Regions from separate parts of the Homo sapiens genome. Here region 2 is linked to region 1. The links are chromatin loops, found by intact Hi-C in ENCODE. Cell type or tissue: heart right ventricle. All regions are shown on one strand. Each heading gives the region's core, and the rest is flanking DNA. Links, peaks and the distances in the headings are about the cores only. Region 1 holds the start of RAET1L (retinoic acid early transcript 1L). Region 2 overlaps LRP11 (LDL receptor related protein 11).

Region 1 (15,180 bases), core at 3,970-11,969:
GCCTGCTGAGAAACCACATGTCCCAAGAAATGTCCCAGTGCCCCTATGTCCACATTGTTAACACATGACCATGCCGGGGAGGTGCCTGGCCTGCTAGAGGAGGAAGGGCCTGGATGGCAAAGGATCCTTAGCAGGAGGTGGGAGAGGGGAGGGGCTGCCTCTGAGGATGCTGAACATGTTGAGGGTGGGGTGAGGACAGAATCCAAGTTGGATGATGGAGAGTTAATTATCATGGTCACAGGATTTAACATGTTGGTAAAGCACCTGGTGATGGTGCCCATCTGCTAAGAGGATGCATTCTGGCAACCTTGAACAAAGAGATGATCCATACAGCAAAAAACAGAAAATCCAGAACTTCTAAGGCAGGGAACAGAGCAAGGGATCAAAGAGTCAGAGAAGTGCCCATGCTGGAGGGGTCTGAGTGTGAAAATCCAGAACAATGTCCATCTACGGTGGTCATGGGAAGCCTGGAGGACTCCTGTTCACCCAACATATAAAGAAGGCCCTGAGAGAAAGAAGCAGAATGGGAAGAAGCCCAGGGATGCCTGTTGCTGAAGGCCAGGGTTGCAGACAGGAGATGCTGTTTTTGAAATGGGCTCCCAGGAGTAATGGGATGAAAAATCCTGGGCTCAACTATCAGTAGCGTGGAAGGTGCAATGATGGAAAGAATTGGAGAAGTCACAATGCCTGCTCGGGACGTAAGCCACAGAGAGCTATGCCAATGGCTCATATAAAACAAGGAGATCTGAGAGGCAAGCAACACAGAGACCCAGCCCGGATACAGCTGGATTGATATAATTATAACAAGTGAACATTAAACACAAGGATGGATGACCTGGAGGCTGAAACTAGGCAGTCTATTAAAAACCGGGCTTCTCTGACCAACTTGCAAAACCAAGCCACTTCTCAGACTCTGAAGCCATTACTAGAAGGAGACACCAGGTTCCAATGAGGAAGGACCTTTCAACCCCACCTCAAGTGCAATGAGTCTTTCTGGCCTTCCGCATAGATATTTATGGCCTCTAGAGTTTGCTGTGAATGGTGATTTTGTAAACTCTTAAAGGTTTGCAGGGAATATATTCTCTGTCATAACTACTTAACTCTGCTGTTGTAGCTCAAAAGCACTCACAGACAATCCATAAATGATGAAGGAGGCTGGACCTGTTTTGAGCATCCTAGGACCCAGGACACCCTAATCTCCTAGAGGTACCTGTGGTTGCAATTACTAATTGGAAAATCACAACATGGATGGTTAGTGTTACAGAGGCAAGGCAATGACACTGACAGCAGGGAAATCCCAACATTAAAAAGTGGCTCCTGTAGAGTACTGGCAGAGATGGGGCCTTTAGCCATGGGAGGGCAGTGATCACACAGCCTCAGAGCTGCCTGTCACCGAGTGTGCTCTTCACTCTCTAGGTCATTAAGAAGATAGGCCCCGCAGTGAGAATACGAAGGTGGTTATCCTGGGATGGGCAGAAGCAAGGCCACAGGGAAACAAGAAGCTGCACAATCAGTTGGCTCCTCTCCCCAGGACACCACATGGCTGCAATCCCTCACCCTCAGATCACAGCTGTGGTTTCTGGGAGGATCCCTGATGGCCTCCATAGAGCAAAGAAGCTACTCAGCAGCCAAGGAGGGGAGAGTAGGCTTCAAACCATGAAACCCCACTGCCATTACATCCAACCACCCAGAAGCCACAGGCAGGATGGGAACCACTTCTGATTCTTCAACCAGCAGCTGAGACACCACTTGGAGATGACACCTTAAGGGAAGGGGCACCAATTGCTGGGACACTGTAATCCATTTATTTGGGTCAGCAACCTAGGACAGTGTTCAAATCTGGTCCCTCTGTCATTTGCAGGTTGTCCTGGCCTGCTGTTGCTCTATAAAGGAACAAAACTTGACACAGAGACAGAGAAACCATGGCCTGCAAAGATCAAAGTGCCTCCCACCTTCCCTTTCTAGAAAGGTTTTGCCAACCCCTGTTTACATAGTGACTATTTTCTATGATGCTGGCTCCCCATTAGGAAGAACAGGCAGGGCTGGGACCCAAGGGAAGAGTGGATGCCTCTACTCACCAGCATTCCTAGGGTCACGAACAAAACAATGAAAGAATAAAAAGGAAAAATGAAAGCACAGACTTACTGAAATTAAAGTACACCTGACCGAGTGGTAGCTGGCTGGGGGAAGCCCCTCAAGAATGCAGCTGGTTACAGAATTTTCTGGTGTTGGAATACCCTTAGTGGTTTCCCATTGGTTACTTGGTTACACACTATGCAAATGAGAGAGTGGCCTGTGCCCAAGGGAACAATCAGAGACTGAAGTGAAGTTACAAAGTTACACCCTATGCACCTGAAGACTGGTTGCAGAAGGGGACCAATCAGAGGTAATTTCTGCTTTTCATCTGCAAGAGAGTTGAAAGTGGAGAGGTCGCGGATTGTCAAGGGAGTATCCTCTGGTCCTTTTGTTGCTTGGGCACAGAGAGGTGGGGCTCCTTTTGATTCACTTCTAAGAAGTCAGAGCAAATCACCCTTAGGTTCCCTACATCCAGACCCTATTCGCCTGCCTCACTGAAGCCTCCTTCAATGGATTTGGGGGTGAGGTGGGCCTATGGGGTGACGAAAGGTGACAAGGTTGGGTAGAGAGGGAGTAAAAGGATGTGACTTGGGTGGTGGCAGTGAACGGTGAGGGGAGGGGTGGGAAGTGTCTGCTGATCTCCTGGATGCAGGTAAGTGTCTGCAGCAAAGTGCAGGGGGAAGTTCAAGGGCAGGGAGCCCTGGGGGTGCTGGAGAGTTTGTGAGGTGGAGAGTGGATGAGAGCAGAGCAGGCCTGTGGCTGCTGAGGGCGGGGGTCTGGGGTTGACTCCCTGCGGAACCATCCACTTTCCCATACCCCTAGCCACACAAGGTCCCCCGCCTCCCGCACCAGACATGACCAGGGAAGAGTAACCTTGGTTTACAGATGCTCTCCGGCCCCAGCTGTATAGAATCTGCCAGAAAACATTTCATCCCTCCTCACCTCCCTCTTCCCCACCACTCCAGACTACAGCTTCCTGCTGCTGGCCAGGGCTCCCAGTTCCCAAGGGCAGGTGAGGCTGGAGAGGGGGCGCTTTGCCATCATCTCGCCCTCTCCAGCCCTCTCACTGCTCTCCTCCTGCCATTACTCCTTCGAGGACCAACACAGTGATGGTGGCCACTGCTGCTGGGAACCTGGAGCCAGGAGGAGGACAGCCCAGGAGGAAGCACAGTGGCAATGCTGAGTCTCGACCACGTCCCCCAGGCTTTTACAGGGCTAGGTTCGGCAGGTTCCCAACCACCAGCTGGAGCCAGTCCACGCCCCACCCACCTGCTCTTTCTCCAGATCCAGAGGAATCGCTCTGACCCTTTTTTTGTATCTGCCCCTCACCCCTTCTTTTCTCCTTCCCTTCCCTCCTGACCCTTCCTTTTCCCATTTCCATTCCTGATTTCAGGCTCGTTCCTTTAAACAAAGTTTAAAGGGCAAGGTTTTCCTGCCCCAACCACTCACAATTGTACCCTCTGGGTTCAATCAAAGGGGCTAAAGAGAGCAGCTTGCTGTCCTTCTTCAATAATGTTTTCTAGATTTTATCCTGCTGGGGCCCAGACCAGCTGCAAACCAAAGTTATTCTTCCTTGGAAAATCTTTGTGGCCGCCCAGGCAGGCATTCACATTTCCAAATTGTGCCAGCAGTGAGGTCTCCAACCACGATATCCTCACCTTCAGGCCTCTGGGGGTTACAACCTCCACTCCAGCTCCACTTCTGCACCTGGGGTTTTCCCCTGAGCCCCATTCACTCCCACAACTGTCTCATTCATTCAGTCATTTGCTCAGCCTCCAGCCACCCTTAAATCATGTTAGGCTTACCTGGTGATGGAGAGTAAAACCACCGTCCTCTCTGGGTCCAGTCTTTGCCTTCATTTACACCCATTCAAAGAGCCCCCAGGGCCATGAAGAGGCCATGGCATGATCGCAGGGCTCCAGCTGTCATCTGGTTGGGTCTGGCCTTTGCTGATGTTATGGAAGGCAGGGCTCACATGTGAAATAGGAAACCTTCCCTGAGTCCTTAGCATGTGCAAGGACAGGGTTCCTGGCATAAACTGCTCATTTCCTCTGTGTTCATAGTATTAATTTCCACATGTGGACATCCATGCCCAGAAAGGTGAAGAAACTTGCACAAGAATATTCAGCCACAATGCCAGCTGACTTCCATGTCTGAATGCATGCTCTCTAGATCACGGCCATTATAATCACCTTTCAGCCACGTCTATCCCCATCCTGGGCTGGCCTGAATCTGGTGGCCGAGAGTCTGCAGCAGGTGTGAGGCAGGAGGGCCCAGGTGTGCACAGAGTCCCCTCCTACTGTCACCTGGCTGTGCTGCCTGGGACTCTTCTGCCAGGCTTCTGCCTTCCTCCTGTTCCCCCAGTCCCCCGGTCACTGGCCCAGGTCACCCAGCCTCAGGGGTGGGGGCTGCCAGGGCCTTCCCAGTACCCTCCTTTCAAACGCTCCTGTTCCCAGCCCTATGCATGGGAGGCACTTCTCACACACAGATCCCTGGACCTGCCAAGCTCTGCCCCTCTCAGATCTGAGAACTGCCCACCCCCGTGTGTCTGTTGTCCTCCAGACCACCCTCCACATGGCCCCTCCTGGACAGAGGCTCTAGTGCATCAGGCCAGAAACTTCTAGGCTCCTGTGTCCCTGCACAGTCACAGAGGGGCTGCTATCCCATCCCCCTGTGCAGAAGCAGAGACAGTCCCTGGGCTTGGTCTAGGCCTCCTCCCCTTTCCCGCAGCCTCAGGGCTCTGGGGATTGCTGGTCACCAGGTGTGCATCCTCCCCACATGACAACTGTGTGGAGAAGAAGGTCTGTGTCTATTTTACTCATTTAATAGGGAGAAGGCTGAGTGGCTGGGGGCAGTGTGGGACTCAGGGGCTCTGCCCATTCCTTATCCCAACAGCCAGGGATCGCTGGGCCCCCCACCTCCCTCTGCCTTCTGCCCACAGGTCTAGATGCCTTCATGGTGACTAAGACAAGGGGGCACTTGGGGTTGCCCCTTTGATAATGAGTCCAGTGACCATCTAGGGGCTGAGCAGAGGTGTGGGTGCAGCCATGGATTCAGGTGTGGTTGGCCACGGATTGGTGTGCTGGAAAGTGAACCCCACACGTGTGTAGACTCCTCCCTCGGCTCCTGCTCTTCGTGGAAACACAATTGATTACATGATTGAGCAAGTTGTTCACTAGGTCTTTTTAGGAAGGGATGTAGTATATTCTCAAAGACCTCATGCTTCTAGCAGAGAGGCAAAGAAATGTGTGAGCAATTGTCACACAGGGAGATCTGGATGCACCCACTGTGAACCCAGGTCTCAGGGAGCAGGAGGGTGTTCTGTATTGTGGGAACATGCAGGACACACATGGGAGGGGGTATTTGTGCCCGGCTTTGAAGGATGGCTGGCTCTTTGCCCAGGGGGAAGAGGCCAGCAGAATGCGCTGACAGTTGGGAACCACTAGGAACTTTCAGTTGAACCTGCTCTGCTGAGCCCCCTGTGCCATCGGTGGACCTGGGCCAGGGCGGCTGCTGAACTGGGAGCTCAGAGGTAATCTCTCTGAGGAGCTTTCTAAATCAGCAAGCGTGTCACAGGTTGAGATTCTAGGGATGAGGTCCTCAATGCTGTCCTCGATTTTAATGAGCAGCCTTTTGGCCAGTCTGCACTGGGTGAAGCAGAAGCAAGACATAAATTGTTAAGATAATTTTTAAAGCTGCTTAATTTTGGTAAAAACATAGAACATAGAATTTACCATCTTCACCAATTGTTTACTATACAATATGTTGTTTTGAACCTCTGAAACCCTACCTGCTGTTTCTGTAATAAAACCTAGCCCAGGCCGGGCACGCTGACTCATGCCTGTAATCCCAGCACTTTGGGAGGCCGAGGTGGGTGGATCACCTGAGGAAAGGAGTTTGAGACCAGCCTGGCCAACAAGGTGAAACCCCATCTCTACCAAAACTACAAACAATTCGCCGGGCTTGGTGGTGGGCACCCGTAATCCCAGCTACTCCAGAAGCTGAGGCAAGAGAATCGCTTGAACCCAGGAGACAAGGCTGCGGCGAGCCGACATCGGGCCGTTGCACTCCAGCCTGTGCAATAAGAGAGAAACCCCATCTCCAAATACATAAATAGATAAAGAAATAAAAAATAAAACCCAGCCCGGACTGTAACCACGCCCACCGGGGACTGGGGAAGTAGTGGAGGGGACGCGAACAGGCCCATGGCTGTGCCCAGGGCGGGGTGAGCCAGGGACCCCGCGGCGCAAGCGGAAGGAGGGAGAGTGCCGCGGACCCAGGCGGGGACAAGGAGACGCCGAGGCCGCTGAATATTCCTCTGCACGTTTCTTCACCATTAATAAAAAATGCTATAATGATTAAATGAGTCTGTCGTGGAAGGAATCGTGTCCTGGCAGGAGTGGGGCCCGGGCACGAGGCCACCAAGCTGCCGGAGCGGGTGAAGAAGGGAAGGGACACTAGCATGGAAACTGGATTTCGTCCAGACAATGAAACGAAGAGGTGGAACGCGCCCAGTGACTACGCCCAGTAGCATTAAAATCTGGCTTTTCAGAATCGAGGTGACTCATTCCCCGGTACATTCCCCAGTAACTAACAGTATATAAGCCAGCCTTTCAGCACAGAGGTGATTTCATCTTCCAGGATCCACCTTGATTAAATCTCTTGTCCCCAGCCCTCCTGGTCCCCAATGGCAGCAGCCGCCATCCCAGCTTTGCTTCTGTGCCTCCCGCTTCTGTTCCTGCTGTTCGGCTGGTCCCGGGCTAGGCGAGACGGTGAGCTGGTGGATGGAGCCTAAGCGGGGCGGGGGCCAAACCTGAGGGACTGTGGACTGCAGCGGGTTTCAGAGGAGGGAAGGCTTCTGGAAGGACAAGGGAGATCTCCCCGAACTGCGCCCCCAGCTCAGTTCCCCTCCTGGGCTCCTTCCCGCCGGGTCCACTCCCCAAGGCTGTTCTTGCCCCAGTAGGGGCGAAAAAGAGCAGGGTGAAAACGAGGCTGGCAGGAGGGTGGAGGGGCCAGAGGGCTGCGAGGGCTAGGTGGGGCCCGGATTCCTAGTGCAGCCCGGCAGTCCCACCCGCCTTTCGGAAGGAGAAACCAGAGCCCCCCCGGGAACAGAGCTGGGGTCAGGACTGGGTGAAGGGGGGTACCACAGGGATACAATCACAGACGCCCCCACCAGCCACAAGCCTGCTCTGCTCTCACCTGCTCTCTACCACACAAACCCTCCAGCACCCCCAGGACTCCCTGCCTTTGTTTTCCCCGCACTTTTCCTGTAGACACTCACCTGCACCCAGGGGCTCAGCAGATACCCGCCACCCCTCCCCTCACCATCCACTGCCACCACCCAGGTCACATCCTCTTACTGCCCACCTCAGCCCAGCTGGTCACCCCTGAGGTCTCCCCATCCATGAAGGGTACCTCACCACCTCCTACACCACGTCGCACCTTCTGCCTCTTGCCTGAGGACACACCCCAACAAACACACCCCAAGCTCCCCTCAGAACCTGTGCAGGGGGGATGGGAAGCACCATTTCCTCCAGGATGACCCTGGGAACTCTGGTGAGTAGAGGCACCCACTTCTGCCCTTGGGGCCCAGACCGCCTGTTCTTCCTACGGGGGTGTCAGCGTCATAGAGAATAGTCACTGTGTAGACAGGGGTCAGCAAACCCTTTCTAGAAAGGGAGGAAGGATGCCCTGTGATCTTTGCAGGCCATGGGTTCTCCGTCTCTGTGTCCAGTCCTGTCCCTTTGTAGAGCAACAGCAGGCAATGGCAACCTTCAAAGAGGGGGGACCAGATTTGGACCCTGTCCTAGGTTGCTGATCCCAGATCAGGGGATTACAGTGTCCCAGTGCCCCATCCCCTAGGGTGTCATCTCCAAGTGATGTCTCTGATGTCAGTTGGAAAGTAGAAGGTGGCCCTACCTTGCCTGTGGCTTCTGGGTGGTGTGGATGTGATGGGAGTGGGGGTCCCATAGTTGGGGGCTTATTCTCCCCTCCTTTGTGCTGAGTGGCATCCATGGGGACCATCAGGTACCCTCCCTGAAGCCTCAGGTGTGAGCTGAGGGTGAGTGGGTGCAGCCACGTGGTGTCCTGGGGATCAGGTCCAACTGCTTGTGCAACTTCTTGGTTCCCGGTGGCCCTGCTCCTGCCCATCCCAGAAGAACCACCTGCATCTTCTCACTGCTGGGCCTATCTTCCTAATGACCTAGAGGGCGAGGAGCCCACCAGTAATGGGCAGCTCTGAGGCCTTCAGGAATAGGCATCCCTAAGCTTCATTCCATTCTGGTGCCTTGTCATGGGGCCTTCTTTATATGCATGGCAAAAGGCCCCATCTCTGCCAAGGTGCAGTACTCTACAGGAGCCACTGCTTAATGTTGCGATTTCCTTGCTGTGAGTGGCATTGCCTTGTCTCTGAATATTCACATGGAATCTCTGTTGTGATTCTCCAATTAGACATTGTGACCACATGTACCTCTAGGATCTTAGGGGGTCTTGGGTCATTGGGCACTTAAGGTAGGTCCAGCCTCGCTCATCATTCATGGATTGTCTATGGCTGCTTTTGAGCTTCAACAGCAGAGTTGAGTAGTTACAATGGAGAATATATTCCCTGAACACCTTTACATGTTTACAAAATTGCCCTTCACAGCAAACTCTATTGGCCATAAATATCTCTGGAGAAGGCCACAAGGACTCACTGTCCTGGCTGCAGGGTTAAAGGGTCCTTCCTCACTAGAAACTGGTGTCTTCTTATAGTCATGGGTTCAGGGTCTGAGAAGTGGCTTCATTCTGCAAATTAGGCAAAGCAGCCTCGTTCTTGATGGACTGGCTACTTTCAGCCTCCTGATTTGGTTTATCTCTGTTTCTTGTAATTATTTAAATCCAGCAGTATCCGGGGTGGGTTTCCATCTCTTTTGGACTTTGGACCCCTTTGTTCTATGAGCCATGGGCATAACTTTGTATAACTGAGGTCCCCAGCTGGCATTGTGACTTCTCTAATCATTTCCATCATTGCACCCTCCTTGCTCCTGACAGTTGACAGCCTCCACCTGGAATTTGGAATTTCAGAATTGTTCATCCCATTACTCTGGGAGCAGATTTCAGGAACAGCATCTCCTACCCCCAACCCTGGCCTTCAGCAATAGGCATCCCTAAGCTTCATTCCATTCTGGTGCCTTCTCATGGGGCCTTCTTTATATGCTGGGTAAACAGGAGTCCTCCAGGTTTCCCATAAGCACAGTGGATGGACATTGTTCTGGATTTTCACACTTAGACCCCTCTGGCATGGGCACTTCTCTGAGCCTGTGATCTCTCCCTCCACTACCTGCCTTAGACTTTCAGATTTTCCATTTCTTGCTGTGTGGACCATCTCTTTGTCCAAGGTTTCAGGAAGGCCTCCTCATAGCAGATGCATGCCATCACCAGGGGCTTTGCCAACATGTTACATCCTGTGACCATGATAATTAACTCTTCTTTATCCAACGGGGTTCCATCCTCACTCTGTTCAACCAGCACCAGCATCCACAGGGGTGGACCCACACCCTCTCCCACCTCCCGCAGTCCACGTGGGCTACTGCTGAAGATCCTCTGCCATCCAGGCCCTTCCTCCTCTCTTGCTAGAGAGGCCTGGCACCTTTCTAGCAAGGTCATGTGTTGACTGATGTGGGCAGAGGGGCAGTGGGACATGTCTGGGGACATGTGGTTTCTCAGCAGACAGAGACTTCCTCCTCCTCCTCCTCCTTGTCCTCATGCAAGGGGCGAGCACTCGCCTTAAACTTGTAGACACCACAGTTCTGGAGGGGGCACTCCTTCCTGGGCCAGCCCAGCCTGCCAGAGGCATCCTCTTATTGACACAGCGTGGAGGGGGGCTAACTAGGGGTCTTTTCCTCCCCACCCACCCCTCACCTGCCTTTCTCCACAGACCCTCACTCTCTTTGCTATGACATCACCGTCATCCCTAAGTTCAGACCTGGACCACGGTGGTGTGCGGTTCAAGGCCAGGTGGATGAAAAGACTTTTCTTCACTATGACTGTGGCAACAAGACAGTCACACCCGTCAGTCCCCTGGGGAAGAAACTAAATGTCACAATGGCCTGGAAAGCACAGAACCCAGTACTGAGAGAGGTGGTGGACATACTTACAGAGCAACTGCTTGACATTCAGCTGGAGAATTACACACCCAAGGGTAAGTTTCAGATGGCCCAGGACAGCAGGGAGCAGATACAGTGGTAGGTTAGAGGCATTTATAGTTTTCATGTAAAAATACAAAAGGGTCCTGGGCACGGTGGCTCACGCCTGTAGTCCCAGCACTTTGTGAGGTAGAGGTGGGCCGATCACAAGGTCAGGAATTCGAGACCGCCTGACCAACATAGTGAAACACTGTCTCTACCGAAATGCAAAAATTAGCCAGGCATGGTGGCGCATGCCTGTAATCCCAGCAACTTGGGAGGCTGAGGCAGGAGGATCCCTTGAACCCGGCAGGCAGACGCTGCAGTGAGCCGAGGTGGTGCCATTGCACTCCAGCCTGGGCAACAGAGTGAGACTTTGTCTCAAAAAAAAAAAAAAAAGCCAGGTGCAGTGGCTCAAGCCTGTAATCCCAGCATTTTGGGAGGCTGAGGTAGGCGGATCACAAGGTCAAGAGATCGAGACCATCCTGGTTAACACAGTGAAACCCTGTCTGTACTAAAAATACAAAAAAATAGCCGGGTATGGTGGCGGGCGCCTGTAGTCCTAGCTACTTAGGAGGCTGAGTGAGCCGAGATCGCGCCACTGCACTCCATCCAGCCTGGGTGACAGAGCGAGACCCTTTCTCAAAAAAAAAAAAAAAAATACAAATGGGAAGGTCATCTTACCCCTCAAGAGTCTAGAGGCAAGGCCAAGATGTAGCAGAGAGAGTAAGGCCAGCAAATTGTAAGGGGAACAGGATGGGGGTGCAAAATTTGTCAAGATCAGAGCTGATCTCTCTCTGATGGGGGCAGAACCCCTCACCCTGCAGGCAAGGATGTCTTGTGAGCAGAAAGCTGAAGGACACAGCAGTGGATCTTGGCAGTTCAGTATCGATGGACAGACCTTCCTACTCTTTGACTCAGAGAAGAGAATGTGGACAACGGTTCATCCTGGAGCCAGAAAGATGAAAGAAAAGTGGGAGAATGACAAGGATGTGGCCATGTCCTTCCATTACATCTCAATGGGAGACTGCATAGGATGGCTTGAGGACTTCTTGATGGGCATGGACAGCACCCTGGAGCCAAGTGCAGGAGGTAACAGGAGAAAAAGAAACGGGGATCTTAAATGAGATCAGAAATGGGGATCTCAAGAAGTTAGTTCTTGAGTTCAGCTTCAATCATCCCAGTGTACACGTTTATGTTAAAATGACCTCCTCGTCGGGCCCTCCTCCTGGGGTTACTGGCATGCCTGTGCCCTCCCACCCTCCTCTTCCTTCTCCCTCCTGACTCCTATTCCTCACTGCACTTGCTTCTGCTCCCCACACTGTGGATTTCTCACCAGCCTTGAAACTGCAGGTGTCACTGTTTTCAGAACTTTTTCCTTAGTGTTTCCTCTTTTGAGAATCACTTTTCCTTTCCTTTCCCTGGTCTGGTTCTGGAAATCCATCAAAACCACTTCCAACACCAGCCAGAGATCCTCCCCTCCCCAACTCTGGGGCATCACCTCCTCTTCCCCCACAGCAGGAGGGTGGGGTGTGTTGTCACCTTGCTTCCCTCAGCAGCTGTGTGAGCTCCCTGAGGACAAGACACACCCCGTCTCCCTTCCTAAGCCAGGACCTGTCATACTGGCTGCCCCACACCAGGGGGGAGGGGACAAAACTTTTGCCTTCCAGGATGACCTAGGGTGGCAGGAACTGAGGAGGTGTCTCCTCAGATTTGGGGCCTGGACAAGGGTTGTCACTTTTGTGTTTCCATTTCAGCACCACTCGCCATGTCCTCAGGCACAACCCAACTCAGGGCCACAGCCACCACCCTCATCCTTTGCTGCCTCCTCATCATCCTCCCCTGCTTCATCCTCCCTGGCATCTGAGGAGAGTCCTTTAGAGTGACAGGTACTGTGGGCAGAATTGGAAGTGGAGCAAGGAGCAGGTGGGTGAGGAGGCAGGATGGGGAAAGAGAATTCCCGGAGTCCCGCCCCTCCCCGTGGCTGGGACCTTCTCATCCTAACATGAGACAGGTGAATGAGACCTTGTGTTGCCTGTTGGCAATGTTGGCAATGACCTGGGCAGCTCAGCCCTGAGTTCTGATGGTTTCTCACCTTCAGAGTCCAGAGGGAAAGGGAGGGGCCCATACCAAGGCTCAGGGTCTGTTGAGCTTGAGAAGGTTTAGCAAGTTCAGGCCTGATTCAGAGCAGGTTCCTATTCAGGAAGGGTGTGTGGCCTGCAGGCAGCAGGAATTCAGACATGGGCAGTCCTCTTAATTGGGTTAGGTGCATCATGGTAGCTTTACATGAGGTGTGACAGGGGAAGGGGGATTCCATCTCTGAGGCTAAGAGAGATCTGGGTGTAATCCCAGGAGGAGGGGGCTGGGAGAGCCTTGGTACACCTAATTGAAAAGGAGGGAGTGCAGGGCTGCCTTCCCACAGAAAGTAGGTGGAAGGTGAAGAGTAGAGGCTGCTCAAGAGAAGGATTTTTAAAAAGTCAGTCCCATGTACCCGTGGGGTTTGAGTCTGGGCCCTGAGGCAGCTCCCCTGCCATCACACTCCTGCACACCCCAGATCCTGAGCCCAGTCATAGCCCTGCCAGGAGCAGAGTGGACTCAGAGGAAGGAGCATCTGAGCTGCTGCTGGGGTTCCACGGGCACCACTGGGCTGGATAAGGAATGGAAAAGGTGGAACAGGGACAGTCACCTTCAGAACTATGGGTGCTGCTCCCAGTGTGAGGTGATGCTCAAGAAGAAGGGGAAAGAAGGATGTTTGCCTGCAGGCCCACCAAAGGCCAAGGGCACAGGAATACAGAGCCCTCTCTTTGGAAGTCTGTCCCACCCCTTGCCATGTTTTAGACCCTGTCATCAGATGATAAAGAGGGCCTTGAGTGAGGGAGCGGACCCATCACTACCAGCTTCAGACCTGTGGGCCCCTCCACTCCATCCCCTGGTCAGGTGCAGGGCCTGGGCTGACTCTGTGATGTGACAAAGGAGGAAAGAGGTAGGTCCAAGCTGCAGTCGCCAGGGTTGGGGCTCAAGGGAAAAATAGGTCCCTTAGTGCAGGGGGCTCTGAGACATAGAGTGACTAGGGAAAGATTACCGTGGAAAAGTGATCCGGGTTCTCTGCCTCTTAAACCAACATTTGGGTCCTTTCTGAAGGTTAAAGATGATACCAAAAAGCCCCTGTGAGCACGGTCTTGATCAACCTCGCCCTTCTGTCTGGCCAGCTGCCCACCACCTACGGTGTATGTCCAGCAGCCTCCAGCAGATGATGATGACACCATGGACCCAATAGCTCATTCACTGCCTTGATTCCTTTTGCCAACAATTTAACCAGTGATTATTCCTAACATATTATGCAATTTTCTCTTGGTGCTACCTGATGGAATTCCTGCACTTAAAGTTCTGGCTGACTAAACAAGATATGTCAACATTTTCTTTCTTCTCTTTTTGTTTGGAAAATCAAGTACTTCTTTGAATGATGATTTCTTTCTTTCATTACTGACATGATTGTCAGTAAAACAATCATGTTAGACTTCAGACCTCCAGGGATTCTTTCCATGTCCTGAAAGAGAATTGTTTAATTATTTAATAAGAAAAAAATTTATATTAATGATTGTTTCCTTTAGTAATTTATTGCTGTGTACTGATATTTAAATAAAGAGTTATATTTCCCAAAAACCTACTGAGTTTAGAATTTTGTTGTATTACTCAGTAGAGAATTAATGTTATTTCATTTTTCCTCCATGATATGGAGTAATAAATGAGTGATTCTGCCAGACTTTGTGTGGAAAAAGAGAATCTACAAAACATGGCTGAAAAAAATCAGAGACAAAACAAATACATGGAAAAATATTTCATGCTCATGGGTTGGAGAATCAATATAGCTAAAATGGCCATACTTCCAAAAGCAATTTATAGATGCAACACTATCTCTATCAATACCAATGTCATTTTCCACAAAATTAGACAAATCTAATCTAAAAGTTCTTTGGAGTTAAAAAAGAGCCCAAATAGCCAAAACAATCATAAGCAAAAAGAACAAAGCCAGAGACACCACATAGCCTGACTTCAAACTATAATATAAGGCTACAGTGATCAAAACAGAATGGTACTGGTACCAAAATAGACACTTAGATCAGTGGAACAGAATAGACAGCTCAGAAAGAAACCTTCACACCTTTTAACTTTCAACAAAATCAACAAAAAAAGCAATGAGGAAAGAGTCCTAATTCAATAAATGGTGCTGGGATAACTGGCTAGCCATGTGTAGGAGAACGAAACTGAACCTCTACCTTTCACCATATATGTAAAATAACTCGACATGAATTAAAGATTTAAATGTAAGTCCTAAAACTATAAAAATCCTGGAAGATAACCTAGGAAATGCCACTTTGGACATACAGCCTGACAAAGATATCATGATGAAGACACCAAAAGCATTTGCAACCAAAAACAAAAATTGACAAATGTGACCTCATTAAACTAAAGCGCTTCTCCACAGTAAAAGAAATTAGCAACACAGTAAACAGCCTATAGAATGGGAGAAATATCTGCAATCTATGCATCTGGCAAAGCTCTAATATCCAGAATCTACACGGAACTTAAACAACTCAACAAGCAGGAACAAAATTCCAATTAAAAAATAAGCAAAGAATGTGAACAGACACTTTGCAAAAGAAGACCTGCAAGTGGCCAACGAACATGAAAAAATGCTCTTTGGGAAGCCGCGGTGGGCAGATCATGAAGTCAGGAGTTTGAGACCAGCCTGACCAACATGGTGAAACTCCGTCTCTACTAAAAATACAAAAATTAGCCAGATGTGGTGGTGCATACCTGTAACCTGTAATGGTGCATAGTCTGATGTTGGAACTATGAAATACCTTGGACTGGTACTTTCCAGTCTTTTCCAGCAGATGGCACTGTTCATCTTTCAAATATTTCAATAAGCCCAGAGGGT
Region 2 (15,180 bases), core at 2,777-10,776, 200 kb after region 1:
TATCATTAAATTAGAAGTACTGGTCTCTACCAAGAAACCAGTTTGCATCCCAGCCCTGTGACCCACTTACTTGTGTGAACCTAGGTACGAACCTGACCCTGAGCCTAACCAGAAAGAAAATTGAGCTATTTATACCTGCCATCCAGAGTTGTGAGAAAGAGAAAGAGCATGTCTAAATGCCTTATATATGCCCATTGTTTATTCTTCAAAGAAAAACCTTTCTGGTTTCTGCTTTTCATGGCGTGATATCCGGAGACTCCCTGTGACTCTTCTAGCCTGAGATCTCCCTTCTCCAAGAGGCGTGGTGGTAGTTCGGTGCAGGGTGTGTCTTCCGCTCTCTCTGTCGGTGGTTTCGTATTAGCTGCGTACTTTGCTTTATTCAGTGGGTCACCTTAGTTATTTACTGCTTAACTATCAAACATAGGCCTTTGTTTAGTAGAGAAATAAACAGTTCTTCTCTAAGTCCATCTTAAAAAAAAATAAGGCTGTATTTTCACATTTGTTTCCTGAAGTTTCTGATGCATACACCTTCAATATATGTTCTCTTTCTTTTCTGCAGATAGTAGTTCCTCAGGGAAGAACAGAAAAGAGGAAAGTTATATATTTGAGTCAAAGGGTGATGGAGGAGGAGGGGAACACCCAGCCCCAGAAACAGGTAAATGTCCACCTTGGAAACCCTTTGCAGACTGTAGTCTTCTCAGAACTGCATGCCCTCTGGCTGAGGATATTCCCTGAGGCCATGAGAGCTCAGGACAGGAGGAGTCCGTCAGTGGACCGAAAGAACTGTCTCCTCGTTGCTTGTATTGCACTGCGTCTTGGGGCTCCTGATAGTAACCTTCCATCTTTGGACCTCAGCTGCCTTTTCTATACACCCTTCCAGGTGTGACACCTGTGGAAAATGTCATACTTGTGGCATGGTGGGAGAACACAAGCTTTAGAGTCAGATGCCACAATTCAAATCCTTGCTCAAAGCTGGGCACAGTGGCTCACGCCTGTAATCCCAGCACTTTGGGAGGCCAAGGCAGGAGGATCGCTTGAGCTCAGGAGTTCAAGACCGGCCTGGGCAATATGGCAAAATCCTGTCTCTACAAAAAATACAAAAATTAGCCAAGTGTGGTGACATTCGCCTGTAGTCCCAGGGAGGCTGAGGTGGGAGGATCACTTGAGCCTGGGAGGTCGAGGCTGCAGTGAGATAAGATTGTGCCACTGCACTCCAGCCTGGGTGACAGAGTGAGACCGTCTCAAAAAAAAAAAAAAAAAATTCTCACTTACCCACTAAACTGTATGACCTTGAGCAGGCTATCTTATCTCTCTGGATCTCAGTTTCCTCATTCGTAAGATGAGGATAGTAACAATACCTGCCTCATAGGGTTGCTGAGAAGAATATATGGGATAATTAATCTCAAGCATTGAATGCACTGTGTGGCTCATATGATGAGCCAAATATAGAAACGATGGCAGTTATTACTCAGTTATTTACGATGAAAGAAGAGTAAAGGTCTTAGAATACCTAGTTCTCTTTCCAAGTGCCCTAGTGACAAAGACAGAAAACAACAGAAATGAGGGAAGGGTGTAGGAAGTAGAATATTTACTAAGTGGAAGAAGAATACAATAATTTCTTTAATTTTGGTTGATTTTAACTAGGAAGAAAAGACTTTGGAAACCATCCTTTAGAAAGGCAGGCTTTAGTCTTAAATCCCACAAACTAGTAAAAGAAGCTTTAGAAGAACAAAATATAAGCTTAAGTTATAAACATTGAGAAAACTTTCTTTTTACCCTATTTATAATATCAGGACAATATTAAAATATAATGTTTAAACAATAGATAGCTAAGAATACTCCAGATGTCAAGTACCTGGGTGACCCCCTTGGTCTGCTGGCCTCCTGGACTTAGCCTGTCCCAAGATATTTGAATAAAAGGGGCCCTGTCCCCTATCAAGGGAAGAGGGAAACCAGCCTGCCTCTTGCCTCCCCACACATATGTATCCAGAGAGTCTCAGCTCTAGTTGGCTGTTGCCTATTCTGGTTGTTACATATTTTTGTTTTGTTTTGTTTTTGAGACATCGAGTCTCACTCTGTTGTCCAGGTTGGAGTACAGCGGCGCGATCTCAGCTCACTGCAGCCTCTGCTTCCCGGGTTCAAACGATTCCCCTGCCTCAGCCTCCCTAGTAGCTGGGATTACAGGTGCATGCCACCACACCTGGCTAATTTTTGTATTTTTAGCAGAGATGGGGTTTTGCCATGTTGGCCAGGCTGGTCTCAAAACTTCTGACCTCAAGTGATCCTCCTGCCTCAGCCTCCCACCATGCTGGGATTACAGGTGTGAACCACTGTGCCCAGCCTGTTACATATTTTAAATGTCACCCCCATTCATATGAACAGAATACATAATTCATCACCCTAGCTGGTTACTGAGAATAGCATCATGGTGTGTTTTAGAAGGAGCTAGAAAGTTGTAAATCTCAAATTATCCAAACTAAGCCAACTAAATATTAAAAGTCAAGAATAATTTTCAATATTCTGGCAAGTACTTTTGGGAGATTTCATTTTCCTTGTCATAAAAGCATTAAACAGGAATCAGATCAGACAGTTCAGCAGCCTCATATCTGACTTAGCAAATAGAACATTTTCCCAGATCTCGTCTGTTTTATTGTTACCATAGCTAAACCTGAGCCCCGGCATTGGGATTGGCATCTTCAACCACAGCTTCATAACCCTTTAGCCTAAATGCTGATGCTCATCTTTAAGCAAGTCCCCCGGACTGGGGCTGGGTGTTGCGGTCCAATTCATGAGAAATGATTTGGGGTTCCTGGGGTTTTCTGTGGGTATTGACCAAAGTCTCTTTTTTTGTCCTGTTCCTTTGTAACATATGCAACTTATAGGAAGGTGGAGGGAGAATGACACCTTGGGGCCACTTAGCCTTGTCAGAACTTCTTTCATCAGGTGGAGACTAGGAGGCAGTAGTAGCTACTGAAGCCCCAAACTGCTGGCATGGAGAGACCAGGCAGCCATCTTGACACCTCCAGAACTGCTGTGTATGGAATGAGACAGCCGTAGAATCCAATTCCAGTCCATAGGGTTATCACCGATTTGTATCTTTCACAATTCTCTGGAGGAATGCTGGCCTCTTCCAGAACTTTGTTTGATACCTAACAGTCTCTAAAGCAGCTTTCCCATCCCCTCCTCCGGCAACCAGACACTTTCAAACTGTTCTTGAGAATCTTGTTCAGGAGTTTTACCTGGGATTCTAAAAATACACCAGAGTTCAAGTGCCGTGAGTGTGTCATCAGCTCCAGGTCCTCTTGTCTTCAAGAGGCGGCCAGCTATACCTGGGACCAGTTTTAAGCCCAGTAAATCAAGACTGTCTGGAGTGAACTTCCTCAGCTACCTGCCCCCCAAATGTAAAAACTCATCTGGTTGCATTCACCCCTCTTCCTCCCCTCCAGTACTAAAGGAAGAGGTGTCGCCTCTTTCCAAGGTCTCTCCCTGATCTGGCTAAAGCCCCTGATTTCCTCAGGTTCATTTCTCATCATCTCCTAGCTCTCCCGTGTTTTTCATCTCTGTTTCTTTACTGGCTCATTCTCCTGACTGTGATCATGTTCAGATTTCTTAATGTGTAAAGAAACAAAGTAGCATCCTCCATCTTCTGTACTCCCATAAATGAATTACCAATTGCTAAATCCAGGGGGCTCTCCAGGCTTCACCTCACTTGACATTTCCTTAGCATTTGATTCAGCTGAGGACTTTCTTCTTGGACGTCTCTTTCCTCAGCTTCCAAAAGCCCACTCCCTACTATAGCGGTTGTCCTCCTATTTCTCTGACTGGTCTTCTTCTGTTTTTTTTTGGTCCTCTGCTTTTGTCTGCCCTCTAAATGCTGGTGTTTCCCAGGACCTCGTTCCTGGCTCACCTTTCTTCTTCCTTTCTCTCTGGCTGTCCTAACCCCTATTGTGACTGCAGCTACCACCTTTATGCTAAAGGCTCCCACATATTTAGGCCCAGCTAATCCAAAAGCCTAAGAGAAAATTCCACCTGATCGCTGATAGGCATCTCAATCTGAAAATGTCAAAAAATAAACTTACCTCCTTCAGCCACCCAACAGTCTCTATCATACATCAAAATCACTCAGGCAAAAATCCTACAGACCAGGTAGATGGACCACCTATTTTATTAATACAACTATGCTTCATCTATAATTCTATCATAGTAAGTATAACACTTTGTTGCATTTTTTCCCATTTAAATGTCTGTCTACCCAGACTTACTCGTTCAAAAACTGTCTCATTTACATTTTGTAGAAGTAGAGTACCATAGTGGATAGAACCACAGGCTCTGGGGCTGTCCTGTCTGGGGTTATTTGCTAGCTCTACCACTTAACAATCTTAGACAAGTCACTTCAGTCTTTTTTTTTTTTTTTTTTAAGACAGGATCTTACTTTGCCACCCAAGCTGGAGTACAGTTTAAGAGCTCACTGAAGCCTCTACCTCCCAGACTCAAGTGATCCTTCTGCTTTAGCCTCCCTAAGTATTGGGATTATAGGCATGAGCCACTGTGCCCAGCCTCACTTCTCTTTTTTTTTTTTGAGATAGGCCCTTACACTGTCACCCAGGCTGGAGTGCAGTAGCCTGATCATGGCTCATAACAGCCTCAACTTTCTGGGCTCAGGTGATTCTCCTACTTCAGCCTCCCGAGTAGCTGGGACTGCAGGTGCATGCCACAACTGGCTAATAATTTTTTGTAGAGACAAGGTCTCGCCATGTTGCCCAGGCTGGTCTCGAACTCCTGGGATCAAGCAATTTGCCCACCTCTGCCTTCCAAAGTGCTGGTATCACAGGCCTGAGCCACCGTGCCTGGCCCTCACTTCATTGTTGATGCCTTAGCTCCCTCATTTGTAAAATGGGGATAATAATAGCACCAACTTATGTGGTGGTTGTGAGAATTCAGTGATTTAAGCTATAAAGCTGGTATTCTTGGCCTTAGCTTATCTTGAGGGGGGTGGTATTTATTTACAAATAAAAGGATTATCAGCACTTAGCTCAGTGTCTGGCACATGGAAGAAGGCTTTTAATGAATGCAGAATGAATGAATAAATGAGAGCAAATGGTATAGAATGAGCCTACACAAAGGAGATGTTTCTCCTCTAGTTCTACCAGTTGGCAAGATCCCTACAGCTAAAAACAGTTCCACCATATAATCTCCAGACCTGGCCTGGCCACAGAGTAGATCAGACTAAAAATAGAGCCTGCTAAGCTTGATAAAAAAGACTGATATTGGCACACCCTGTCCTTCCAGACTCCTGCAAGCCTCGCTACTTCTACTCTGGTGTCTAGAATCCACCTCACAGGAAAAACTAAAGAAATGTTTTCCTTTAATGTCCAAAATCACACCAGCATATTTGGAAGTTAGTTTTCAACAAAGGTTCTACTGACTGAGTCAGTTCCCTGGATTTAGAAGGAAATAAATTTCTTAAGCCCTAACTAGAACAAGAAATCAGGAGTTAGTTCATACTTAGTTGAAGAATGATCATGTATGAATTCATAAATATAGTCAATGACTACAACAAAAAAATTTCGTGATCAGAATGCCTATTTCAGTTGGATATGAGTGATCAGATGGTAGTATGTGTACCCATTGATGCCATACAAATTTTGTAGGAAGCTGGTAGAGAATTTGGTTTTAAAGAGGTCTGTGTTGGCCGGGCACGGTGGCTCACGCCTGTAATCCCAGCACTTTGGGAGGCCGAGGCAGGTGGATCACGAGGTCAGAAGTTTGAGACCAGCCTGGCCAAGATGTTGAAACCCCATCTCTACTAAAAATACAAAATTTAGCTGGGCACAGTGGCAGGCACCTGTAATCCCAGCTACTCGGGAGGCTGAGGCAGGGGAATCGCTTGAACCCAGGAGGTAGAGGTTGCAGTGAGCCGAGATTGAGCCATTACACTCCAGCCTGGGCAACAGAGCAAGACTCCATCTCAAAAAAAAAAAAAAAAAAAAGTCTAGGTTTGGGACCTGAACCTACAACTTACAGCCTCCTAGGCAAATAAGCAAATTACTTAACCTTGGTACACCTTAGTTAATCTGCAAAATAGTGATAATACTAATAACAATTTGTTTGGATTAAATAAAATAGTGCATGCAAAGCGCGTATCATATAGTGACCAGTAGCTGTCACTGTGACTAATCACTGGCTTGCCCTCTTCATGTCTAACCTTCTCAAAGGTGCAGTGCTACCCCTGGCGCTGGGTTTGGCTATCACTGCTCTGCTGCTTCTCATGGTTGCATGCCGACTACGACTGGTGAAACAGAAACTGAAAAAAGCTCGTCCCATTACATCTGAGGAATCGGACTACCTCATAAATGGGATGTATCTATAGTAATGTAATTTCAATACCTTGGGGCAGGGACATGTTTTGTTTATAATTTATACATCTATTAAGTTCTGGATATTTACAGCTTCTTTTGTTTTTAATTGGGCCAGAAGATTCTGCAAATCCCAAATCTTTCTTTATTATTTATTGTAAAAAAAGTTTCCTTAGAAGTCATAAAATATTTTGAAATTTAGAGAGGAATTCATGATTAAAGATTCCTAAAAATATAATTCTGATTTATGTAAGCTGTCCCTGAAAATAGAAATGTGTACTTAGCTGAGAGAAAATTCAGCATCTCAGGAGGTGGTATTAGGATGACTGTGTTAACCCATTACCTTTTAGAAGCCAACTGTTGGCCCCTTACCATGCTGGACTGCTATAGGCCCAGCTTCCCCTTGTTCTGTGGCCCTTTTCTTCCTCCTTGAAGCTCCCAGTATTCTTTTTCTTTTCCCCTCTAAACCTGTTTCTGAGAGTGGATCTCAAGCAAGTTCATGCCTTCAATCAGATGTTACTTAGGGTGGGTATACCTAAATTATAAACCTTATGTACAAGTCAGTAAGCCTTAGGGAAGGTGAGTGTGGGTCCTTCCTAATCCCTCTGACGTCATGTCATATAGGTGGCTGCCTCCTTAGACTGACCTTTGGGAGAAAAAAACCCCAGACTTTGAATTAGTAACAGCTCTAAGATGGTCATGCAGTGAGATAGGAAATCAAGATGGAAGCAGAGAATCTGGCATGCCAAAAACTAACAGAAACTTAGTTGAAGGCAAAGAGAGCAAGGAGAACGTTTAATACTTCATTACATCAAATCAACACTGCTCCATGGTGAGAGCACAGCAACTCATTTATATATATATATATAGGCTTTGTTGATGAAAAACGACAATTGAAGAGAGGACGTTGAGTGGATTCCTGGGTACAGCTTTTGTAAAAATGTCACCATGGCTTTCATCCAATGGAATGAGTCGATGTTTTTTAATGCTATAAAATGTTAGAATGTGCCATCAGCTAATGCCAGGCTTACGTATTTCTAGACCATAAAGCAGTTTTTCACAAATTCATCTTTACAGAAAACCAGCATCTAGCTTAGCATCTTTCCCCTTTTAATTTGTAGGCTTTTAAAGGCAAATCATTCCCACCATCACTTAACGCCGGGATTATACACATTCTAGAAATGATTCTGAGAGGAGTGTATAGTATGGTGCCTATCTACACTCACATGATATTCTTATTCACGTTTTTTTTAACCATAAGTGGCAAATATTTTAAAATATTTGAAAAACACTCCAGAATCTAGTACGCTTTATTTTTAGACTGAACCTAAAGTAGGTTGTTCTTTTAACAAAGGGTTTAATTCGGGTGGGGAATATAACATATCAAAATACATGAACAAATGGAAAGTTACTTCTAGAAAAGCAAAGAAATTGGGTATCATTTTTGTTTCTTGGGAAGCTAATTTTGTTGAATGTTTAGAATTGAGCAAAGATGTAAATTTTTGAAGGGCAGTTTAGAAAAATTAACTTTGTGAATGAACTTAAGATGTCTGTACTCTATATGTGATGCTGTGCAGTTTGTTTTTATATGGAAAGATGTCAACTATAGCCATAACCAATAAAATAAAAACTGATGAGGCATGCAGCTTTCAGCACATCTTTTATACATGAAGAAATTAATTTTGTGTTGCTATGGTGTTGAAATATCCAAGATGTTCTGTATCTATGTAAACATGATTCCTTTAATAAATTGTATTTTATTATTAAGCCTTTTTTTCCTTTTAATATAATCATAAGTTGCTATTATTGACTGAGCTGTTACTGCATTATTTGGATTCAATCATACCAACCCTATTTTACAACGGGGGAAATTGAGTATTAGAGAAAGTGACATGCCCAGGGCCACATAAAGCATACTCGAGGGAAGGAGAATCAAGGTCTACAAAATATTTATATCAGGTAGACTGAATGTGACTTTTAAAAGTGATCTTCTTACCTGTAGATTATCTGATTGAAGGAGTTCTGCATCTAAGACAATGGAAACATAATTTTAAAGGGAAAGGTGTCCACAATTTCTCTCTTAAACATGTTCTTGTGTTTTACATGTCTTTTCCTAAGGCTCACTAACTCCTCCTGAACACTTAAAACTTACTTTTTCCTTTCATTCTTAGTAGATAGCAGCTACTCCTCCAGCCTTCCACAGCATTTTACTGTTTCAAATCAGCTGAGTACCCAATACATTCTCTTCCATAGGAAAATAACAGGATTTTTTTCATCTTGCTCCCAATGACTTCAAAACCTGTGTTCTGGCCCCACAACTCAGTGCCACTCAGCAACACCTCTCTTCAGTTACTGATGGCTGTTCACATGGCCCTTTACTAGATTTTCCTTTGACCCACACATAGAGATGCTCTTTTTCTTTTTTTGGGACCGAGTCTCACTCTGTTGCCCAGGCTGTAGTGCAGTGGCATGATCTCACCTCAGCTCACTGCAACCTCCGCCTCACAGGTTCAAGCAGTTCTCGTGCCTCAGCCTCCGATTAGCTGGGACTACAGGTGTGCGCCACCATGCCCAGCTAATTTTTGTATTTTTTTTAGTAGAGATGGGGTTTCACCATGTTGGCCAGGCTGGTCTCAAGCTCCTGACCTCAGATGATCCACCCGCCTCGGCCTCCCAAAATGCTGGGATTACAGGCGTGAGCCACCATGCCTGGCCGAGATGCATATTTCTATTTCCCTTTCCATTTTGCTGTTCAAGGCCAACTCTGTTGATTACTTCACCTGTGTAAACAAACAGGTGTGCTGTGCCCCAGAACACAAGCCACCATCCTTACCTTCAGATGTTCCCTCAACATCATGTTGATGATGCCTCTTAACACAGCATCTGAGCCTGAGATTCCGTAATTTGGGCTCCTTGTTAAATTCAACTATAGCATCTCAAAACAATTTCATGTTTTGGCTTACTTTCTCAAAATGGATTATGCCACTTTATTCCTAGCAGAATTACTTTAATGTTTTGTTTTCTGGACTCCAGGTTTTCTACAACTTTTCAGATTAAAATTGAATGAGAATTTCTAACAAAGAACTGCCCAAGCTGAATACAAAGAGGGAGAAGCTTAGTTTGCAGTTTGCCATTCACAAATTTCTCGTCTCGTTGGCTTTTTAAGCATCTGTGTTGCAGACTTTTCTGTTCCTGTCCCCATTTTCCGACCTACTGGATTCTAGTATTCTAAAAATAAAATGAATATTTTAAGTTATAGCTACTTTAGTGGATAAACACAGATTCTCCAGCTAAATAGAAAACCACCAAGGACAAAAATAAGGTTCGACATCCCAAAGCTGAATGTTTTTGGGAATTGACTGGTTAGAACTGAGCCTTCTCCTATATTTCCCATATTTAGGTCTAAGCATATCTTCCTTCCTACTTATTTTAATTCTCAAATCACATCAGTTTTTAAAATCTTATGTCATCACCCTGCAAATTGGAAAGAGATCAATTTATAATATTATTCAGCTTAAATCCTTTTATGAAGTTATTTCAAAATTTAGGAAACTTCTCAAAATATTTTAATACAAAAATAATGTTAACTTTTACAAAAATAGCTTAGGGAAATTGGACCAGGTGCAGTGGATCATGCTTGTAATCCCAACACTTCGAGAGGCGAGGTGGGCAGATCGCCTGAGGTCAGGAGTTTGAGACCAGCCTGGCCAAAATGGTGAGACTAAAAATACAAAAATTACTAAAAATACAAAATTAGCTGGGCATGGTGGCAAGCCTGTAAAGCCCAGCTATTTGGGAGGCTGAAGTGGGAGAATCGCTTGAACCCAGGAGGTGGAGGTTGCAGTGAGCTGAGATTGTGCACTCCAGCATGGGCAACAGAGCAAGACTCCATCTCAAAAAAAAAAAAAAAAAAAAAAAAAAAAAAAAAGGCCACGCGCAGTGGCTCACACCTGTAATCCCAACACTTTGGGAGGCCGAGGTGGGCAGACCACGAGGTCAGGAGTTCGACACCAGCCTGGCCAACATAGTGAAACCCCGTCGCTACTAAAAAAAATTAGCTGGGCGTGCTGGCACACGCCTGTAGTCCCAGCTACTCGGGAGGCTGAGGTAGGAGAATCGCTTGAACCCAGGAGGCAGAGGCTGCAGCGAGCCAAGATAGTGCCACTGCACTCCAGCCCGGGCAACAGTGTGAGACTCCATCTCAAAAAAAAAAAAAAAAAAGCTCAGGAAAATAGTGTACGGGCTTTTTTTTTTAAAGGTGCTCTTTCATTTTCATAGTCATTTCATATGACCAAATACTCAAAATCCAAATGAATCAAAAGAGTTCTTACATATAAACAAAACAGTTCTACAGATGAAACTAGAGATCTTGATAAATCTGTAAATATATGATCTAGAGATTTGTGTATAGAAAAAGAAATCAGAACCATGAACTGCAATCTGTGAGACCACAGCTTTAACTTTTTTTCTGCCAGGGAGGTGGAAAGATGAGGAAAAACAGGGGGGTGAGAGGAGGGACAGACAGAAGCATGCCTCAGAGGTTCTGAGGGCCCCCTAGCACAGCACAGTACTATATGGGAACTGAAAGTTAGATTTTACTCTATTTTCTCTCCCAGCAAGCAAAGGGCCGTTTCACAGAGATTCCTGACTGAAACAACACAAAGTCAGTTAAAAAGATGAAGCTGGGGCTGGGCATGGTGGCTCACGCCTGTAATCCCAGCATTTTGGGAGGCTGAGGTGGGAGGATCACGAGGTCAAGAGATCGAGACCATCCTGGCCAACATGGTGAAACCCTGTCTCTACTAAAAATACAAAAATTAGCTGAGCATGGTGGCGCACGCCTGTAGTCCCAGCTACTTGGGAGGCTGAGGCAGGAGAATCACTTGAACCTGGCAGGCGGAGGTTGCAGTGAGCCGAGACTGCGCCACTGCACTCCAGCTTGGAGAAAGAGTGAGAGACTGTCTCAAAAAAAAAAAAAAAAAAAAAAAGCCAGAAAGATGAAGCCGGAAGTGGGGAACCAACAATCATTATTGTAGCAATGATATTAGAAGGATTAAGGATAAGGAAATTATTGGACTTGATTCCCTCTTTTTTGTTTTTTTTGAGAGAGTCTGGCTCTGTCGCCCAGGCTGGAGTGCAGTGGCGTGATCTCGGCTCATTGCAACCTCTGCCTCCTGGGTTCTAGTGATTCTCCTGTCTCAACCTCCCAAGTAGCTGGGATTACAGGCACCCACCACCACACCCGGCTAATTTTGTATTTTTAGTAGAGATGGGGTTTCGCCATGTTGGTCAGGCTGGTCTTGAACTCCTAACCTCAGGTGATCCACCCACCTCGGCCTCCCAAAGTGCTGGGATTAAAGGCGTGAGCCACCCCACCCGGCCTGATTTCCTTTTTATCATATTACAATACACAAACATTCCTTGGCCCCTTGGGTCAGCTGGTTTTCTTCAAGTGGGATTCTTTCACCAGCCCTCTATTTGAGCCACGTGCTAGGTTCAGTGAGAACACAACACTCATCTTTCTGGAAAATGGTCAGAGGAATCCAGAGATCCAACTGAAATCCAATCAGAACCCATTTGTTTTACTGTTCAGTTCTTTAAGAACACAATAAGTTGTAGGCAATGATTTATACCTAGAAGAATGTTAGCACTTACCTAAAATAATGTATTAGCCTCTGAACCCCATTTAGAACACTAAAAATAATCCATTAGTTCATTTACAATATTAGTGTTCAGTTACCATACTCATATATTTTAGTAAAATATCAAACTATTGAAAATTTGTTAACATTTAGCTGAAAACCAAAAATACCCACCTGGCTAATGAAACAAAACTAAGCAGCTGTTTCCTGGCTGACAATCACACACCAAGAATAGCTTCAAAAATTCATGAGCATTATTACTCAAAGATGTCAGTCTATTTTAGATCAATTGAATTTTTAAGATGCTTTAATAGAGGTACATTATATACCAATTTTAAAAGTTCAGTGGGCCAGGGACGGTGGCTCACGCCTGTAATCCCAACACTTTGGGAGGCCAAGGCAGGCAGATCCCAGGGTCAGGAGATGGAGACCATCTTGGCTAACCCAGTGAAACCCTGTATCTACTAAAAATACAAAAAATTAGCTGGGCATGGTGACGTGGAAGGCTGAGGCAGGAGAATCACTTGAACCCGGGAGGTAGAGGTTGCAGTGAGCCGAGATCGCACCACTGCACAGTGAACTTTTTTTGAACAATGGCAGTATTTAAAATTAGGGCAGTGGAATTTAAAACACTTGCATGAACAATGTTAATGGATTATTTTCCTCCCAGAATGTCATTTTCTTCTAATGTTATTGACTGGAAAAGAGTTGAAACCCTCGACCGGGTGTGGTGGCTCACACCTGTAATCCCAGCACTTTGGGAGGCTAAGGTGGGTGGATCACTTGAGGTCAGGAGTTCGAGACCAGCCTGACCAACATGGTGAAACCCCATCTCTACTAAAAAAATACAAAATTAGCCGGGTGTGGTGGCGTCTGCCTGTAATCTCAGCTACTTGGGAGGCTGAGGCAGAATTGCTTGAACCCCGGAGGTGACGGTTGCAGTAAGCTGAGATCACACCATTGCACTCAAAAAAAAGAAACCCTCAATAAAAAGCTGATATTCATAATTCAGGCTTAGATTATATAAGTGGTTTTTGTTTTAAGAGATAGGCTTCTTAGGTTTCTATTAGAAGGGTGGAGGAAAAGAGTTTTTAAAAAAGAGAGGGAGAGACTGAGTCTTACTCGTTGCCCAGGCTGGAGTGCAGTGGCATGATCATAGCTCACTATAGCTTTGCTCACTACAGCCTCGAACTCCTGGGCTCAAGCAATTCTCCTGCATCAGCCCCCCAAGTAGCTAGGACTACAGGAGCACATCACCATGCCTGGCTAATTTTTGTTTTTTTGTAGAGACAAGATGTCACTTTGTTGCTCAAGCTGGTCTTGAACTCCTGGCCTCAAGCAATCCTCCTCGCTCGGCCTCCCAAAGTGCTGAGATTGCAAGTTTGAGCCACCATGCCTGGGCAAGATTACATAAATTTTGAGAGCTTGATTTGGCCTTTAATAAAACCAAATCTGTAGAAAAAATCTCATTTCAACATGATCTCACTAGACTGAAACTTTTTGAAATGTTTTCATTGTTGCCCTTCATATTATGTAAAGGAATCATGTCTATTAAGGAAAATGACATAAGGAAATGTTTTAGAAATTATGAATACTAAAGATTAAGGAGACTTTTCTTGCCTGTAACCTGTACACACACACACACACACACACACACACATCTTACAGAAAAAAAAACTCTTAGGCCTAGCTAAAATCCATTATTTCCGTTTCTACCCATTTATTCATGCTCCCTTAAAGCCCATTCCTGTTTATTCAACATTCTACAATTTTAATTCATAAACATGTAAAGTCCAAGAGCAGTGCTTGAACAATGCTGAAGGCATAGCACTGTCTGTACTAATCAGGTGGCACTTAAGTTTGTCTTGTCATATTTATATAATTGTCTCCTCAAACAGACTTCACACTTTTGAGAGTAAGGGCCCTTTTCTATTCCCAAAACCAAACATAGAGACTCATATATAGTAAAATGTTGGTAATGGCTATGAAAGACACAGACCAGTGGATACATTTAAGAATTAACTTCAGTTGTAAGGAATATCTGACCTTGGCTGGGCGTGGTGGCTCACGCCTGTAATCCCAGCATTTTGGGAGGCCGAGGTGGGGGGATCACAAGGTCAGGAGATCGAGACCACCCTGGCTAACACAGTGAAACCCCATCTGTACTAAAAATACAAAAAATTAGCTGGCGTGGTGGCGGGCACCTGTAATCCCAGCTACTCTGGAGGCTGAGGCAGGAGAATGGCGTGAACCTGGGAGGCGGAGCTTGCAGTGAGCCGAGATCGCGCCACTGCACTCCAGCCTGGGCGACAGAGCGAGACTCCGTCTCAAAAAATAAAAAATAAAAAAAAAAAGAATATTTGACCTTTACAACTATTTAAAATGGACTAGTCCTGGACCACAGGGATTCATGGCCTGAGTATGGAAGCAATTAACAGCAGCAAACTGAAGCCAACAATAAATTTAAACTCTCAAGTTTTGGGCACCAAATAATGCTAGTTTCCTGTGTCTAAGACCTTACCCAAGAAGAGGCACTTGTGAAAAGATGCATCAGTTTTAAAAGCCATTTTATTTATTTATTTATTTATTGAGAGAGTTTCACTCGTCACCCAGGCTGAAGTGCAATGGCGCGATCTTGGCTCACTGCAACCTCTGCCTCCCTGGTTCAAGCAGTTCTCCTGCCTCAGCTTCCCAAGTAGCTGGGATTACAGGTGTGTGCCACCATGCCCAGCTAATTTTTGTATTTTTAGTAGAGAGGGGTAGAGAGGGGATTTCATCATGTTGGCCAGGCTGGTCTTGAACTCCTGACCTCAGGTGATCTGCCCATCTCAGCCTCCCAAAGTGCTGGGATTACAGGCGTGAGCCACCGCACCCAGCCTAAAAGCCATTTGTAAAGAAGTAATATTTAAGACTTTTTTCAAGAGCTGGGGGGAGTGTTCACATGCCCACGAAGGTTCTTTGCCAGAATTACGCACCCACACATGCACCCAGTAGAAGGGCTTTGCTGGGAGTGCTGATTCTGCTCATTCTGGAGCTTATATTTCCTCAGTTCCAGAACTACTTCTTATAAAAGTTATAAATCACAACATTTAAATAAGATCCCAAAGTGCTACTGCCTTCTTAGAAATTCAGCTATAGTCATTATATTAATAAATCTTTGTATAGGTGAGAGATGGGTTTTG

Evidence for each region. Hi-C counts contacts between places; a loop is a spot of excess contacts. Peaks named below come from ENCODE experiments on the same cell type or tissue, not always from the same donor. Only the 100,000 strongest peaks of a DNase experiment are listed, where the experiment ranks them.
Region 2: it touches region 1 in a loop (2.6-fold over the local background); 52 of 110 quality-filtered maps call a loop at or near these places.

The regions. Positions count from the first base shown.
Region 1 is chr6:150,017,055-150,032,234 of GRCh38, reverse strand. RAET1L (retinoic acid early transcript 1L) reads left to right here and starts at 6,703. Exons shown (of 5, transcript NM_130900.3): 1 at 6,703-6,848; 2 at 9,992-10,255; 3 at 11,049-11,330; 4 at 11,996-12,127; 5 at 13,380-13,901. The coding sequence starts at 6,764. The coding sequence ends at 12,105. RefSeq lists an enhancer at 15,050-15,180. In heart right ventricle, for the core only: no CTCF peak of the experiment used is centred there; no DNase peak of the experiment used is centred there; H3K4me3 peaks cover 733 bases; H3K27me3 peaks cover 5,507 bases.
Region 2 is chr6:149,811,739-149,826,918 of GRCh38, reverse strand. LRP11 (LDL receptor related protein 11) reads left to right here. Exons shown (of 7, transcript NM_032832.6): 6 at 560-655; 7 at 6,216-8,162. The coding sequence ends at 6,370. RAET1E-LRP11 (RAET1E-LRP11 readthrough) reads left to right here. Exons shown (of 15, transcript NR_182438.1): 14 at 560-655; 15 at 6,216-8,162. Among named protein-coding and RNA genes, the nearest start is that of RAET1E-AS1, 44 kb to the left of the region's middle. RefSeq lists an enhancer at 10,831-10,880. In heart right ventricle, for the core only: a CTCF peak has its summit at 6,235; no DNase peak of the experiment used is centred there; H3K27ac peaks cover 349 bases.